Regions from separate parts of the Homo sapiens genome. Here region 2 is linked to region 1. The links are chromatin loops, found by intact Hi-C in ENCODE. Cell type or tissue: Caco-2. All regions are shown on one strand. Links, peaks and the distances in the headings refer to the core of each region. The heading gives the core; the rest is flanking DNA.

Region 1 (5,374 bases), core at 133-5,132:
TCCCTCAGCAGGGAAAGGAGAGCAGGATTTGCAGAAGCTCCAGTTGGAGACAGAGCCCTGGGGGCGGGGGTTGGTGGATAGGGGTAGGCACTTGGCTTAAGCCAGATCTGAACTGTTTCCTTCTATCCTGCTCCTGGGGCAGGAGGCCCCCTGCAAGGCCCTAACTATACTGATCTTATCTCCTCCTGGGGAATTTTCCCACAGGGAGGCAGGAAAGGTCAGCAGTGTGTCCTGAGAGCCCTAAGGCAGGCCCACCCACTTCTACCACATGAGTGCTTTGGGAGAGGTACTGGAGGCCACACCTGTAAACCCAATAGGTCCTTTTAATACATACCAGGGAGCTGCAACTGGGGGATGCCACCGTGGTGCTGGGCCTGCAAGGGAGCCCCCAGGAGACTCTATTAAGCTCCCATTTGACAAGTTTTAAAACTGGCCCAACCCAGGCATGTGCACAGGATCAGAAGCCCCATCTCTCTAAATTACTAGGTTGAAATGCCACATCTTAACGACTCATGCACCGTCCACACTACTGCTGCGGTATCTGTGTCCCACCAGGGCTGTGTTTGATTTTTTAAATGAACTCGATTTGTTTTATTGTTTTGTAATTTGAACATGTAGAGATGGAGGTAAATAGAAAACCGGCATCTGTGTATTACACATAGAAAGTCACCATAAAAATAAACACAATGAATACTCTTCAGCAAAGGGAATGAAAAATCTACAACTACATACCACTGAACACAAATGGAAATCACCAACAGGTTGAGGGAGAGAAGCTGAGCCCAGGTGAGTCCATTTAAATGACTGATGGAAAACTAAACGCAGGCAAAATTATCTTCTGTTGGGAGTTAGGAGAGTGGCTGCCCTTCTGGAAGGAGGGATAGAGAGTGGAAAGGGATGGGGGAGGGGCTTCCCGGAGCCCAGAAAAATTCTGTTTTGTGAATTCAAAATTAGCAAATTCTGTTTCTCCATCTGGGTGCTGGTTTCACAGGTTGTTCAGTTTGTGATGATTCACTCCGTTTTACATCCAGTTAACATCACGGATGGTGCTAAACTTCAAAATAAAAAAAAATTAAAAGTTAAGTAGAAGGGAGTTAACACACTACGGTGCGTATTAAATTCTGGCCAGAAACCAGGGTCAGTTTAGGGCCTGAGGTCTGCTCTCCTCTTTTAAGAAAAGGCTGAACAGGTGCGCAGCAGGGGTCAAAGCCTGTGCTGGCCACGTTTTCTGCTCCTCCTCCTCCTCAGGTTTGGAGGGGCATTGGAAAGGAAATGACTTTCTCACTGTGCAATGCCAGGCTTTGTTCAAGCATTTGGGAAAACAATGAGGAGGCAGCTTATTCCCAGCTCCAGGTAAGTGATTAAAATGTGATAAGGGTGGGGAGCTGGGGCAGACAGAGGGGTGAGAGGTGGGCACCTGAGGGTGGGGGGCGTCAGCATATGTCAGAGTCTGGGGATGCCTCAGTGCTGGGGTTGAGTGGGGTGGGGAGGGGCGCTCCAAAGAGCCTGGGGATGCCCATGTCACAACCCTGGCAGAAGGAGGAAGCACTGCGGAGGCCCCACATTCGCAGGGGACCACAGGCCAGGTGCGCGTGGATTTGCGTGGTTTACTCGGATTTCAGGTCGGGCCTAGAAAGTAAACTAATGCTTTCACCTTCCCAGGGCAAGGGGAGCCTGTGGAAAGCACTCAGTTCCCCAGTTGGTGCCTCCTCGGTGACCACTCCCTCCTTTCTCACGCTCCCACCCTGAGCTTCAGCAGAAACCCCCTTCTGCAAGGATGGCCCGGAGCCCCAACTCCATAGCAACCCACGACAGCCCTGAACCCGTCCGACCCCCATAGGGCCCCTCAGCCCCCAAGGGCTGAGCCAGGGCCTCCCGGCGACCCTCTGCACCCCCCTCAGGCGGGCCTCCTCTGGGCGGGTTTAGTATTAAGCGTTAATGATTAAATGGGGGTTCTCCATTAACCCCGCAGCGGGCCTTTGTCTGTGGACTGCCTAGGCCTCCTCCTTTGAAATGCCACATAAAAATGATAGATGTCCTTCTCTCCCTCCCGGGATCAGCGGGCCCTGTTTCCCTTTAAAGTTGCAGTGGGCAACACAAGGGCGAGGCTTGTTTAAACACAGAAGCGCGAGGCCGACCCAGGGCTGCGCAGGAACGGCCGGGCGGGGCGGGGCGGGCGGGCAGGCAGAGTTAAGCGCGCGGCGGCAGCAGGGACGCGGGGAGCGGCTCGCGGTAGGGACACGTGGGACCGCGCCGGCTGCACCCGGGTGCGGGGCTGCGCGCTTAGGGCCTGAGAACATTCGGAGACCGGTAAGACCCGTCTCTTTGCCGAGGTTCGCGTCGATGGCGAATAATGACATCGACTCCGAGAGTGCTGAACCTGTCCACGCGGCGGAAGGAGTTGCAATGAGAAGTGAACGAGAAAGCGTGTAGAAAGGGTGTGGGCGTGGCTTGTGCGTTAGGCGAGCTGTTCACCTGCACTGCTCAACGCGCGGTCCAGGCGCCGGCAGCATCCGCACCTCCTGGCAGGCTGCTGCAAAGGCGGGTCTCAGGCGGCTGCATCAGGGCTGCACGTTAATTCGGTCCCTAGGCGACTTGTGTGCGCAGTAGTTTGAGAAGCCCGGTCTATGTAACCAGTGGCTCTAGTAACAATAGGAATAATACTGGCTAATATGTATCGAGTGCCTAGCGTGAGTCCAGCACTGTTTTAAGCACCTTACAAAACTGTCCTGTTTAATCCTTATGACATGACAGGTGCAGCATGTTGCTGACGAGAAGGTTGAGGTCCGCAGAGGTTTGGTGCTTTGTCAGAGATTACACAGCTGATGATTAGAAGCCCAGGCTACCATAGGCTCGCATACGAGCACGAGTGCAGAAGCCCCTTCTAGGTTAGCCCTGGTGTGTGTGTCACTTCAAGTTGGAAACTGTCCTTTGAAATAATCAGGGGCCAAATCTTGTCTGCTTAACGTGCACCCAGCTGAGATGGATCAGTAGGAAGCTCACTTGGCTCAAGAAGACGCACTCCTCCTGCCTCCCACCTCAGTCTGCTGGAGATAAACATGTGGCATGTCTCCTCTCCACCGTGCAGTGTTTAGAAAGGAACATCAGTGCTGATGGAACCCACCCCCACCGCACACATACCCTCAGGTCCGCCGTGGCCCCATGAAAGGGTTAACTTAGGGCTCCCTCACTACATAAATCTGTGTTTATCTGCTGCAAAGTAAGCTATTTAGGTTTCTGATTTACAATCCTTGGTTTTCATAAAAGTCAGTCATTCCCAGTAAAAGAATGTGGGTTAGATTTATAGGATCTGCGTTAATCTTTAAAGCCCAAAGCCGGTCTATGACTCACCCTCTGTAATGTTCTTGCTCTAGTCCGGAGATATTCATGTGTAAAGAGAAAGAGTCGGATCTCTGCCCTGAAAAATAAGACTTTTGGGGGGAACTAATTATAATGGCGTCAATTGTACTACGCTTGTAAATTTGCCGTCAGCGGGCCCCCCGGAGCCTGTATTCCAGGGGTTTTATTCCTCAGTAAAATGTGCTCTGGTTTGCAGTTTGGCATATAAGACCTCCACTGGTATGAGCCAATGTTTTTTTCTACCAAATTATTAGAAATAAACAGCCCACCAGTGGAAAGGCAGCAAAATTATAAGCAAGGAAAATAAATCTTGGAATGTTTGCATTTGGCGATTTTAATAAAGTCAGTCACTTAGCCCAGCAGCCCAACTGGCTAAATGGAGCTGTCCTGGTATTTTTACTTTAATTTGAGTTTGTGTTTTGCCAGTGTGAAATGGGGTCAAGGCAAGACACCATGGAAAAAGGCTTTGATGTCTCCTTGAAAAATATCTTGCACTGTGACTTCATGATACTTAGTGTCCTCTCCCCTTCCCCACCCTCAGCCTCCAGCTTGAAGAGCTGAACGTCTAACCCATGACCATCACACGTAATAAAATATCGCCGTCATCAACAATCCTCTTTCCAACTCCCTCCCCTTCCCCAGTGAAGTCAGAATTCAGGCCAGAATCTTACAATGTGAAATACAAATGCTGATCAAGATAACATAATATTATTAAAGGGGACGGAGGAGACCGGCCTTTTAAACTTTCTCCAAAGTAAAGCCAAGGTGAGAGGCCCAAGTGCGAGAGGAGAGAAGGGAAGGAAGGTTGTATGGATTGGGCTGATGGCCAGTCCAAATAGAACTGGTTTAGGAGGTGAAGATTTAGCGGTGGGTGGACAAATGGAGAGCAATGGATTGGGAAGGATGGCAGAGAGCAATGATCCCAGAATAAAAGCCAGTGCTCCCTCACCAAATGTATGAAAGAGAAAGATGTGATTATATTTGCAAGAGCCTTAATTTAGTCTTAACAAGGGTAATGTGAAAGACTTTGACATTTTCGCTCTTGGTTGGGGGTCAGGAAATGTTTACTACAGATCTACAAGGTGTAGCTCAAGGCCCCAGGACACATAGACTAACGTGACATACCTTAACTTTTTCCCAGACCAATGAGAAAGCAGATGAGTGGACAGAGGATTTTAGTACAAGTACGCAGTGCATACAGAATGCTTCAAATCTACCATGTGTAACCCATTAATATTTCAATGTAAACAATGAAATCCTGTTGGGCCTTTTTTTTTTTTTTTTTTTGAGACGGAGTCTTGCTGTGTTGCCAGGCTGGAGTGCAGTGGCACGATCTCGGCTCACTGCAACCTCCGCCTCCTTGGTTCAAGCAATTCTCCTGCTTCAGCCTCCCGAGTAGCTGGGACTACAGGGGTGCACCACCATGCCCAGCTAATTTTTGTATTTTTAGTAGAGACAGGGTTTCACCATGTTGGCCAGGATGGTCTCAATCCCTTGACCTCGTGATCCACCCACCTCGGCCTCCCAAAGTGCTGGGATTACAGGCGTAAGCCACTGTGCCTGGCCCTGTTGGGCTTTTAACTCACCTCCTCCTTCACCTCAGTGCAGGGCATTGTGGTAGGTAGGCCCTTTGGGAGCCCTCAAAGATGAGCAATGTGTGCCTGCCCTGACTGAGTTCAGTGGGACAAGGAAGATACATGCAATATACCATGTAGAAAATGATAAGGGCAATGCACGGAGAAATTATGTGTGAGTCTGGAGACCAGGGAAGGCTTCAGGGAAGAGGTAGTGTTTCTATGGCTCTCAAAGGCTCAGTAGGAGTTTGACATGTAAAGGTAAGGAGCAAGAATAACCCAGAGAAAGAAGAATGAATAACAACAGTTAGGAGTAGGAGGGTGCTGGCTTGTTTGGAAAGAGGCAGGAGGACCTCTTTGTGGGTGCTTCATGGACATGTGAGGAGTCTAGAGGCCAGATAAGGGAATCTAGGCCAGGTGTGGGTATGCTCGCACCCTTG
Region 2 (5,374 bases), core at 59-5,058, 98 kb before region 1:
AGATTGCTTTTAGGCATGTGTTAGCTATCCCAGATCCCAAGTGAGAGGAAGTGGCCCTACTTTCTCAGTACTGTACATAGATAGAGCTGGTTTTTCTGTTGCAGCAAGTTCTGAGGGCATGATCATTTATAGGATGATGAAGCTTGCCTATTTTCCTGCACTGGGTTAAAGGGCTACTTCTTTATTTCCAAATCTTCCAGCAATACCTGGAAAAACTACTGGAAATTTGTTTCAAAGACTTGTGATTGTACCAATCCTTCTATTCTTTAAAAAACTGAAGATACTAGGAGAATTGTTATTTCTTTATGCAGAGGAGGCATTCCATCTTGTAATGATGATATCGAAAGACAGACAAGAAAGCGATATCCTTTCAAAGGTATCTGGTCTGAAGAGGTACCTAAACTAGACATTATCTGGGCCCTATTTCTCTCTCAGGGGAGAGGTGGCTCTCCTGCTCCCACAGGGTATGTGGCTTACCCCCAAGAGGCGCTGAGCAGCTGCGCCCAGGGCTCTTTCTGGACTTTATCAAGTACAAGGGGCAAAGTATGTAAACAGCACATGTAATTGCAACTGCGGTTATTACCCCAAGTCAACCTGATCTTGCAGCAACCTGATCACTGGAGCCTTCCTTCACACAATCCAGAGACTCGGTCACCCCATGTCACCTCAGGCTGTGGGCCTAGGCTTGATGATGATGATGAGATTAACGCCATTTGCTTAGTTTAACGTAGGATTTGTGCTGGCTCTTATTAGATCAGCACCACTTGATGGTTACAAGGCTTTTTTCCAATGATGATTCTTGGAAATCACTTGAAACGGCTGACTCCGAGGCTGTATGAGGCTGTATGAGGCTGGACCTGAGAGGGCAGTGAGGAGGAGAGAAGCAGGCAGCATCCTTCAAAGCAGCTGAACTAGCCTGCTCCCTGGGCAGGGTGTGAGGGGCCACGCCTAGACGGGACGGGGTGAATCAGCTTGCTGCTTCTCAAGCCTCAGAGGTCCTGGAGCAGGGCCAGCAAAAGGAATGAAAATGATGGAGAGGTTGTCAAGGTGTGGGGTGAGCACTGGCAGGCAAGACAGATCAGGTCTTTGCGTCTGGAATGATGAAGACCCAGGGAATGTGGATCTAAGCCCAGGAATGTGCGAAGGGGGCAGGTATGGCCCTGCTCAAATGCCAGAAAACTACTAGGAAGAAGGAGCAGCCTGTGAAACTGGAAAGAGTAAACTGTGAGATAGTTAACTCACATAGCTGCCTTCATGCCGGGCATGTGTCACATCTGGGAAATACCCGAAAGAAAGGCCGAGGTCCTCAATGCTGAGAGCCCTGAGCCCAAGACAAGGTGTGGTGCGTAAGATCCTACATAAGCAAAGAAGCTCATGAGTGACAGCTTCCTTCTTCCAGCATCTACGGAGCGCTCCTCCCACCTAGGTGCTGTGATCAGTGCTGGGGACAGACAGGTGAAAGGATTCAGTGCTATGATCAGTGCTGGGGACAGACAGGTGAAAGGATTCAGTCCACACCATCAAAGAGCTGGCAGATGATCAAAAAACATTATTATCCTTGCTACTGTGGAGTTGTGTATAAGATATAGTGGGAGTATAGGAGAATGAGCGTCTGAATGAATCCAGGGTAGAGAGAATCACAGGGGGTGCAGGAAAGCACCCGATTGAGATTTGCTAGATGGAGATTTGCCAGGTGAGTTTGGCTTATTCAGTAAACCAACATCATTTGCATTCCGTTCTCTGGCCCTGCTCCAGGACCTTTGAAGCTTCCCTGAGGAACATCAAGCTGATTCACCCCCTCCCCTCTAGGCATGGCCCCTCACACCCTGCCCGGGGAGCAGGCTGGTTCAGCTGCTTTGAAGGATGCTACCCGCTTCTCTCCTTCTCCTCGCCTCCCTCTCAGGTCCAGCCTCACACAGAACCTCAGATTTGGCCGTTTCAAGTGATTTCCAAGACGGCATCCTAAACTTATTCAATAATGGGAATAACTCTCATTTTTCTGTGTACTTACTAAGTGCCAGGCACAGTGCTGGGTAGTATAACAAAGGATAGAATAGAATGCTAATAGATAGTATAATAGGGGTGTAGTGTGGTGGATAGTATTAGATAGTACAATAGAGAGTGGTGTAGTGTAGCATAGCGTAGTGTAGTGTTGTGTCATATAGTATGCTATAGTATAATAGGAGGTTGGAGACAAGATTTGAGCCAGGACTTATCTGTTCTCAAAGCCTGACCCTTCACCACGATAGCACATGCCTTTTCTATGTATAGCATTAGTCCCAAAGACAGCAACAGGAGTTGAGCACGTGCTGGGACATTAGCAATGATTTCAGGACATCTGAGCGTTTTTCCCAGGGTTTGGGGCTGGCATCCTAAACTACAGCTGCGTCCTCCAATGAACTGTCTTCACTGCCATGGGTAAGAAAACCCAGCAGGGGTGTCTAGGCCCTGGCTACGCAGACCTCACATTCCAAACTTTACGAAACCTCCCCAGGCAGTTGGGCTTGTGCAATCCCCTTCTTCACATGCAATCAGCGTTGCTGAAAGCAGCTGTCCAGGTCTCTTGTCGCTTAAATTCCACTTCTCCTTGGAGCGGGGTGAGCAATTTTCTCCTTTCTCATCCTTAAACCCAAGTAGTGAATGGTGGGGTGGAGTTGGAGGTGGGGAGGGGTCCACCTCCACATCTTGCTTTCCTCCAATATCGAGACTTGGCCATTGAAACATTTTTGCTACTGGCTCCTCCAGGGATTTAGAAACTGGAGAAGATGAGGCTGTTAGAAAATGAAAAATGATGAGCAGAAGCAATTTTCCTCATGGGCTCTGGCCCCAAAAGGAGCATCAGTCTGTGCTTTGGATGCAGATCCTTGTCTGTTCTGTTCTTGATTTATTCCTGCAAATCTGCCCAAGTGCAGTTAAAGTTAATGAAAAAGAGGAGAGCAGAGAGCAGGGATCCACAGGGCTGAGACACTGACAGTGCGAGGCACTCAGGCTGGAGCTCCTGGGCAGCCTGGGCTGGAGGTCACAGTCTGCATAGAACATGCCATTCTTATTGGGAATACCATGTCTGTGCCAAGGCCCGTCACAAGGACCTGTCGGGTAAATAAAGCTGCACCTGCCCAGGCCTCAGGGAAAACTCTGTGAACTCTCTCTCCCTGACTTTATCATGGGTCATTCAAAATGGGAAGAGGATTTTGGAAACTGTGTCCAAGGTTGAAGGGGGAGGAGCAGCAGACAGCGATGTTCGTGTCTGCTGGAGAGGCAATCATGCCTCTCCAGTTATGTCCATCTTTGAACAGATTTGGATTTTCCCTTGAAGCTGGGCTGGATCCTGACTTCCTCATATTGCCAGAGTTAGACAAATAATGAGTGTGATTAGAGAAGACTGGAAGATTAGAGCTCGCACACCTGGGCTCTGACTGCAGGCCCTTTGCATCTCTCACCTGGTCTCCTTACTGCATCTCGGCCCCCCAGCTGCCTTCACTTGGGCTCCCTCAAAGCCACCACCTGAAGGCAGTAGCCAATGCAAGTACCCACGTGACTGTGTGGCTCAAAATCCTGTGCTCCTCATGCCACAGGATGAAGTCTGAGATCTCGAATGTGGCCTCTGAGGCCCCATAAGATCAGGCCCTGCTTTGTGTCCTGATGCCAAGGTCCTCAATGCTGAGAGCCCTGAGCCCAAGACAAGGTGTGGTGAGTAAGATCCTACATAAGCAAAGAAGCTCATGAGTGATGGCTTCCTTCTTCCAGCATCTACGGAGCGCTCCTCCCAGCTAGGTGTTGTGATCAGTGTGGGGGACAGTTGAGGCCTCTCTGTCACCTCCCTCCCACCTGGTCCTCCCTCCAGCCTAGCCCAAATGTTGGAGCTTCCTGCCTCTTCCCTCTGGCCATGTCTCTGGCTTCAGCCCATGCCTTCCCCTACACCTGAAGTGCTTCTTATACCTCTGCTCCTGCCCAGCCCTTCTTCATCCTTGCATATCTGGCTCCCAATGACTCTTCCCCTAAGAAGCCCTCTGAGTCTCTGCCCAGGCCTTCATCCTTGCATATCTGGCTCCCAATGACTCTTTCCCTAAGAAGCCCTCTGAGTCTCTGCCCAGGCCCCTCTTCTGTTCCCACAGGGCTCCTTCGTCTGTGCCTCCATAACGTGCTGTGCACAACTTTATAACAACTCAGCACAGTGAATTCAAACATCCCTTGATTACCTGCCCAGAACTGGCACTCTGCAAATGTTTATGAAAGGACTAAGGGAAGGAAGGGAGAGAAGGAAGGAGAGAAGAAGGGAGGAAGAGAGGGAGTAAAGGGGAGAGAGAAGGGAGAAAGGGAGAGAGGAACAGAGGCGGGAAGGAGAGGAAAAAGAGAGCGCCGTCTCTTCACTCTACCGTAACCTTATTTAAGACAGGGATTATTGCCATCCGTTTCTATATTCCCACAGTGGCCAGAGCAATCCTAATAAAACACGAGTCAAACCGGGTTGCTCAGAGTGAAGGGTCCTGGTGATAAGCTACAAGGCCCTGACTGGGCTGGGCTGGCCCTGGCCCTGGGATGTTTCTCCTCTGCAGCTCTGGCCTCCCTGCTTCAGCCTCACTGGCCTCCTGCTGAGCAGAAGTTCTGCCTTCTCAGTGGAGACCATGCCACTCCCAAGGGTACACAAGTTGGCTCTTGAGGGCAAAAAGTATCTTACTTTTTAACATTTATAAAGCACAGATATACACACAGTAAATGAACGGATATATGATGTATCTACGGCTTTAAAATGTCATGAGGGGGCAATTAGCGAAAATAAAAACGTGTAAAAGAACTCCATAAGAGGGCAATAAGAAAAAGATTGAGAAACATTGCTTAGGAATGCCGGAAACCAACTGACCTCAGGGTCTTTGCACTCGCGGCATCCTTGCTTAGATGTCTCTTTCTTCGAATCCTTGCCTGGCTCACTCTCTCACCTCCTTCACTCCCATTTACAAATAGGATTCTTGGCTGGGCGTGATGGCTCATGCCTGTAATTCCAGCACTTTGGGAGGCCAAGACGGGCGGATCACCTGAGGTCAGGAGTTCGAGACCAGCCTGGCCAACATGGCAAAAACCCCATCTCTACTAAAAATACAAAAATTAGCCAGATGTCATGGCGCATGCCTGTAATCCCAGCTACTTCGGAAGCTGAGGCAGGAGAATCACTTGAACCTGGGAAGTGGAGGTTGCAGCAACCCAAGATCGTGCCACTGCACTCCAGCCTGGGAGACAGAGCATGACTCCATCTCAAACCAAACAAAAAACCCAAATAGCATTCTTTGGCAAGGCCTTCCCTGGTCACTGTGTCTGAATAGCAACCTTTCAGATTTCTTGCCCCTATTGTCTCTACTTCATTTTCATTCTTAGCTCT

Evidence for each region. A loop is a pair of places that touch in the nucleus more often than their neighbours do. Peaks named below come from ENCODE experiments on the same cell type or tissue, not always from the same donor. Only the 100,000 strongest peaks of a DNase experiment are listed, where the experiment ranks them.
Region 2: it touches region 1 in a loop (7-fold over the local background); 2 of 110 quality-filtered maps call a loop at or near these places.

What each region holds. Positions count from the first base shown.
Region 1 is chr10:120,976,631-120,982,004 of GRCh38, reverse strand. It overlaps LOC105378519 (a long non-coding RNA gene), which reads left to right and starts at 352. Exons shown (of 3, transcript XR_001747609.2): 1 at 352-786; 2 at 1,249-1,353. In Caco-2, for the core only: no CTCF peak of the experiment used is centred there; DNase peaks (open chromatin) are centred at 164, 2,044, 2,444, 3,114 and 1 weaker place; H3K4me3 peaks cover 2,485 bases.
Region 2 is chr10:121,074,622-121,079,995 of GRCh38, reverse strand. LOC105378521 (a long non-coding RNA gene) reads left to right here and starts at 2,520. Exons shown (of 4, transcript XR_001747611.2): 1 at 2,520-2,597; 2 at 3,576-3,690. In Caco-2, for the core only: no CTCF peak of the experiment used is centred there; DNase peaks (open chromatin) are centred at 1,055 and 2,495.